2 separate regions of the Homo sapiens genome follow, and region 2 is linked to region 1. The links are chromatin loops, found by intact Hi-C in ENCODE. Cell type or tissue: right lobe of liver. All regions are shown on one strand. Each heading gives the region's core, and the rest is flanking DNA. Links, peaks and the distances in the headings are about the cores only.

Region 1 (2,893 bases), core at 84-2,583:
CAATGAATGAATGGCATTAGGACCTGGGTCATCCCTTGGAGGCAGGAGGAATCATGGGGTGAGGGAACGAGGCAGAGCCCACTGGGGTGCTGCTGGGGTGGGGACTGGGAGAGAAATGAGAGCTGGGTCCAGGGTCCCAGGTAGGTCTGAGGCTGCCTGGGGCTCCTGTTGGACAGGTAAGTGTGGGTGTGCTTGGTGGCCACACCCAGACCGAGCTGCACCATGCCCAGGTCTGGGCTGCAGGTGTCAGGGGCTGTGAGCTCTGATTCCTTCTGGAAATACGGCTCAGGGGGCACGGGGTGCACTCTCTGGCCATTTTGCTGTCCAAGCGTCCTCCCCGCTGCCCCATTGCTAGGGCTCGCAATGCCCATTCCACAGCCATCTGGGCAGATGGCAGAGCGGGATGGGCCGTGGGCCAGCTGCTCCTGGCATGGCCGGGCCGAGGGGAGGCTTGCCCTCTAGGGCACTGTGTTTGTCCTTCTACCACAAACCACATCTGTTTCTCTCAGTGAGAACCACTAGTGAGCCCCTGAGCCCCCAGCCCCCTGACACTATGGTGGTCAGAGGGACTGGCCTAGGTCTTGGTTTTCTCAGAAGTTTCTGGAAGGCCAGTGGCTGTCGGAGAAAAGATTCAAAGCAAAAACACTGAAGAGTTGAACCAGTTCTCTCCCTGAAGTTGTTTGGACGACAGCCTGGGTTGGGTGCTCTGGGTGAGATGGGGCTGGGGGTGCAGCAGAGAGCAGGGCACCCCACCTCCCCTGGCCCCCCGATCCCCAAGCCCCAGGCCCCCATGCCTCGGGGCTCCCTGTCCACATACTAGAGGACTGAGCAGGCAGGAAGCTGGCATGCAGCCCTGGCACTGCTTCTGATGGGTGCCCGTGTGGTGCCAGCCCTTGTCTCTGGGCCCTGGTGTTCCTGCTGTGGGATGGGGGATGGGGGCCATGGTCCCTGGGCAGGGGGCAGCCCTGGGGAGGGCCTCTCCTTCAAGACCTGGTGCCCACTCTGGCCCTGGCTGCATCTGGCCAGTGCTCGCTGCAGGCCCAGGCCCCTGGCCCTCATCCCCCACCCCTGCCCCTGGCTTCTCCCAGTGGGGGCCGCCCCTTGCCCCTTGCCCCGCTAGCCCTCTGGGCTGTGTTTACCCACTGTCCATCTGCCCCAATGTGGGCAAACAGACTGAGGCCAGGCCCGAGACAGGGGAGATAAGGCCCGGCTGATGGGACCAAAGGTGAAGGGGTCACCTCGCTCCCCTCCTGTCAGTTTATTTACTGTCCTCAAACTGTCACCTGCCCTTCTGGGAACACAATGGCCAAAACCATGAGGGTGTTTCCAAGGGCCCCAAGTCTCGGCTCCAGGAACCCTGTGGGCTGCTGAGCTGCTGAGGAGATGCCCAAGGAGAACAGCAGGAGGGAAGGGGCTCCCCACTCACTTTGACCTGCACACTAACGCCAGGCATGGCCCTGGGCACACTGCTTACCTCCCACTGAGGCGGGTCTCAAGACAAATTCGAATTGTCAGCGTCTCCATTTTTCAGATGAAAAAACTGACACTCAGAGAGGCTGAGCCGCCCATCCTGGGGCGCAGGTGCAGTAAAGTGTTAGGGTCAGGATTTTAATTCCCATCATTCTGATTCTGGAATCCAAGCTGGTCAGGACAGCACCATTCTGCCTCCAAGTCTAGAAAAGACAGAGCAAGGACAGCAGCCAGCAGGGGTGGGCGAGGCGGGGCAGCCCTCGGGGCCGGTCTTACACACTGGCAGGCCCAGGCAGCGGGCAACAGCTCCGCCAGGCCCAGCAAAGACCCCACTGAGCGCCGCGCCTATCACACAGACACAGAGCAGGACAGAACTTCCATTAAACACAGGAAACACACCTTGAACACCCCCAAGAGCGAAGGCCATCACTTCTTGGCCGTCTGGGCTCGTCCTGGGCTTTGGGACTGAGACTCGGTCTATCCTCTTCCTGGTATTTTCCATACTTTCTGCTTCACCCTCTTCCCAGGGTCCCAATCAACAGAGGCAGAAACTGCTGAAACCGCTGTGCCAGGGTCTGCCCATCCGGGGCCTGCCCAGGGTGGCTGCAGAGACAGAGATGAGTAACTGCCAGCCGTGGGGACAGACCCGGGGCATGGGGCCCTTCCTTTGAGTGATGCTGATCAGCCACGGTTGACAGGAAGCCCACACCTGGAAGAAGTTTCTGGAGTGCTGGGAGGATAAGCAGGGGTCTGTCCTGTGACCCCCAGCGATACTTCGAGGTTAAGAAACCTCAGCCTCGACCGGGCACGGTGGCTCACGCCTGTAATCCCAGCGCTTTGGGAGGGTGAGATGGGCGGGTCACCTGATGCCAGAAGTTCGAGTCCAGCCTGACTGACATGGTGGGAACCTGTCTCTGCTAAAAATACAAAAAAAATCAGCCGGGCGTGGTGGCGGGCGCTTGTCATCCCAGCTGCTTGGGAGGCTGAGAATCGCTTGAACCCGGGAGGCAGAGGTTGCAGCGAGCTGAGATTGTGCCACTGCACTCCAGCCTGGGAGACAAGAGCGAAACTCCGTCTCAAACAAAACAAAACAAAACAAAACAAAACAAAAAAAAAGCAGCCCTGGTCTCTGCCCTCCGTGCTGGTGAGGGCGCTGGGGGCCATTCCCATCACACACATTCCCACCCGCCTCCCACTGCCTGCTTGCTCGGAGCCTAGAACCAGCCCCTGCTAGGGACAGACCCTGCCCCAGAGCAGCTCATACTTCATGGCACAACCCCCTGTTCCGGGAGCCTCGATGGAGCTCAGGCCGGGACCCCCCTCATCACACTCCACGGAGACACCGCCCTCGACCCTGCCACCATATAGGAGCCACCGCCGGTGGTCTACAAGACCAGTGAGTGCCCGGCGCCACCCCATCTGG
Region 2 (2,893 bases), core at 157-2,656, 84 kb before region 1:
CTGCAGAGCCCAGGCTAGCCCCTGCCGTCTATCAGAGAAGCGGAGTGGTGACTGATGTCTGCTGGGAGCCACAGCTCCCTCATCCCCATTGCTGCAGATGTTTGGGAAATTCTGCTCGCAGCTCTCCCTGGGGGCCCACATGCACAGTGGCTAAAAACTCTGAGAAGTCCTGCATGGAAGAAATCTGCAGCCCCTTGCCCACCCAGTGCTTCCCAAACTTCCGCCACCACAGAGCGGCACCCATAACCCTCCACCCCTGGTCTAGGGCTCCGCAGACACACATTTTGAAAAGCGCTGCCCTTTAGAGAGCTGGGGGCAGGACGTGAGCTGATGGGAGTGGGAGGCGAACTCATGTCTCTCCTCTGCCTGCAGGGTCCATCCCAGGCAGGAGTGGATGGTCCCTGGGGGTCAGATGTGGCGCTGGGCTGCTGTGAGGGGCTGCAGTCAGGCTGTCCAGATGCCGGGGACCCCAGGGCCACCCTTTCCCTTCTCTGCCCCTGTTTTCTCCTCTGTAAATGGCAGGAGAAGCTGTGCCTGCTTGGTAGGGCTGTTGGGGGATGCCAGCACCTGGCGCAGGGAGACCCTTGACCATTGGCAGCTGTTGGGGCCCTGCAGGCGGGGGCTCAGGCTTGCTGGTCTGAGAGGTCTGAGTAGGGCGGGATCCTTACGGGAGGCAGGCCTTGTTGCTGCGGGGGTGTCCTGCCCTGCGCTAGGCCTGGTGAGAAGAGGTCCCCAACAGGCACGTGGCCTGGCCCTGTTGGAGCTTCGGGCTGGTTGGGTGGAAGAACCAGCTCTAAGCAGATGATTTCTGGATTTGAGCCATTCAGGTTCTGGGAGCTGGGGAAACTCATTTAGGGGTGGGCAGAGCTCGTTCCTGAGGAAACAGCGTGGAGGACGAGTTGGAGTTTGCCAGGGAAGAGGGGAAGGAGAGGGCTCTGGTAAGAAGAGACAGCTCTGCAAAGGCCCTGAGGCTGGGAAGAGCAGCCGCTCCCCAAGGACAGCTAGGCGGGGGCGGGGCCCAGGCGGGGGCGGGGCCCAGGCGGGGGCGGAGCCAGGGAGGAGGAAGGTGATGGGGTCAGATTCCACAGGACCCAGCTTCCTCCCTTCCCTGAGAGGTGGTTTGGGCAGAGGTGGGCAGCATGGAGGCGGTGGCCCAGGGAGTCCCTGTGGTTGCCCGGGTGGAGTGCGGGGCTGGCCTGCCCCGGTGGGGACATACGCGCTCCAGGCACCCAGCAGCCCTCACCCAGCCCATCCGTCTTGCCCCGGGCCCCCGGGTGCTGCCGTCTGGAGGGTGCTCTGTCTGGGCCTTGCCCTGGGGAGGTGGCCAGCCCAGATCCTCTACAAACAGCTCGCCCCTCCCAGCTGCCCCCATCCCCTGATGGCCCCCACTGTGGGAGATGCTGCTTTGGAGAGGGGCAGGAAGTGTCGCTGTGTTGGAAATCTGGGGGCGTGGGTCTGGAGGTGCACGCTCGATGCCCCTGCCCACACGGGGTCTGTCACGGTGCCGGGTTCTGAGGGGCTGGGGGGGCCCAGGGTGGGCTGAAGGACCCAGCGCAGTGGGTGACAGAGCAGGAGGTGCTCCCAGAGCTGTCCTTGGTGAGGGAGGTGTGGCGGTCACTGGTGGGGGCTTCTGTTGGTCCCTCCTGCTGTGAGGGGCGCTGCGTCCACTTGGGGGCAGCTCTGTCCCGGCTCCCACCTGGAGGCAGGGGAAGCACTTTGCCCAAGATCATGGGAGGGTCGGGTTGGGTGTCATCTTTCAGGCCACAGGCCCTGGCCCCAACGTCCCGGGGAACAGTGAGGACACTGCCCAGAGCGCCTGGACCCTGACCCAGGGACCCTGGCCTTGCCCCGTGGCCCTGGCAGCCTCTGCTATTTCTGGTCCTGCTGAGCTGGGGCTGCTCATGGCCGCCGCTCCCTGCAGGCGCCGCACGCGGTTGCTGGCCGCAGAGGGGACCCCTGCATATGCTCCAGAAGTGCAGGGTGACCAAGCACCTCCTGTCAGCTGGCCTCGGGCTAGACGCTGGGGGTGCAGTGCGAACCCTAAATAAAGGCAGGAAGGGCCCTGGCGCTGCCCCATGGAGCTCTGAATCCAGTGTGGTCGGCACACAGCGGTGTCGGGGACACAGACACGGAGGTCCCGCTAACTAAGGCTGGGTCCCGCTTGGTCCCTGGGAAGCAAGGACAGCTCTCTCTGTGGGTGTCCAGCGGCTGCTGTGACGAATGAGCACATGCTGGGAGGCTTCCGACAACAGAGAATGATTCTCTCCTAGTGCTGGGGGCTGAAGAATCGGGGTGTCTCAGGGCTTGGCCCCCTCAGAGGCTCCAGGGGAGGGTTCTGCCTGCTGCTTCCAGCTTCTAGAGGCTCCAGGGGTTCCCTAGCTTGTGGCCACATGGTTCCCATCTCTACCTCTATCTTCACACAAGCCTCCACTTCCCCCATGTCGCTCCACTACTGCCTATGTCTCTCCTCTGCCCGGTGTCTCCTCTCCCTCCTGTGTCTCTCCTCCTCCCCCCGTGTCTCTCCTCCCATGTCTCTCCTCCTCCCCCATGTCTCTCCTTCCCCTCCATGTCTCTCCTCTCCCCACCGTGTCTTTCCTCCTCCCCCATGTCTCTCCCCCCGTCTCTCCTCCTCCCCCCATGTCTCTCCTCCCCCATGTCTCTCCCCGTCTCTCCTCCTCCCCCCATGTCTCTCCTCCCCCATGTCTCTCCCCGTCTCTCCTCCTCCCCCTGTGTCTCTCCTCCCATGTCTCTCCCCCCGTGTCCCTCCCCCCATGTCCCTCCTCTCCCCCTGTCTCTCCTCTTCCCCCCGTGTCTCTCCTCCTCCCTGTGTCCCTCCTCTCCCCCGTGTCTCTCCTCTTCCCCCCGTGTCTCTCCTCCTCCCCCGTGTCTCTCC

Evidence for each region. Peaks named below come from ENCODE experiments on the same cell type or tissue, not always from the same donor. Only the 100,000 strongest peaks of a DNase experiment are listed, where the experiment ranks them.
Region 2: a loop joins it to region 1, with 2.2 times the contacts of the local background. A loop is called at or near these places in 5 of 110 quality-filtered maps.

The regions. Positions count from the first base shown.
Region 1 is chr9:134,258,171-134,261,063 of GRCh38, forward strand. No RefSeq gene overlaps it. Among named protein-coding and RNA genes, the nearest start is that of LINC02247, 36 kb to the right of the region's middle. In right lobe of liver, for the core only: no CTCF peak of the experiment used is centred there; DNase peaks (open chromatin) are centred at 408, 871 and 1,181; H3K27ac peaks cover 2,500 bases.
Region 2 is chr9:134,174,344-134,177,236 of GRCh38, forward strand. No RefSeq gene overlaps it. Among named protein-coding and RNA genes, the nearest start is that of RNU6ATAC, 11 kb to the left of the region's middle. In right lobe of liver, for the core only: CTCF peaks have their summits at 1,664 and 1,868; DNase peaks (open chromatin) are centred at 1,085 and 1,738; H3K4me3 peaks cover 538 bases.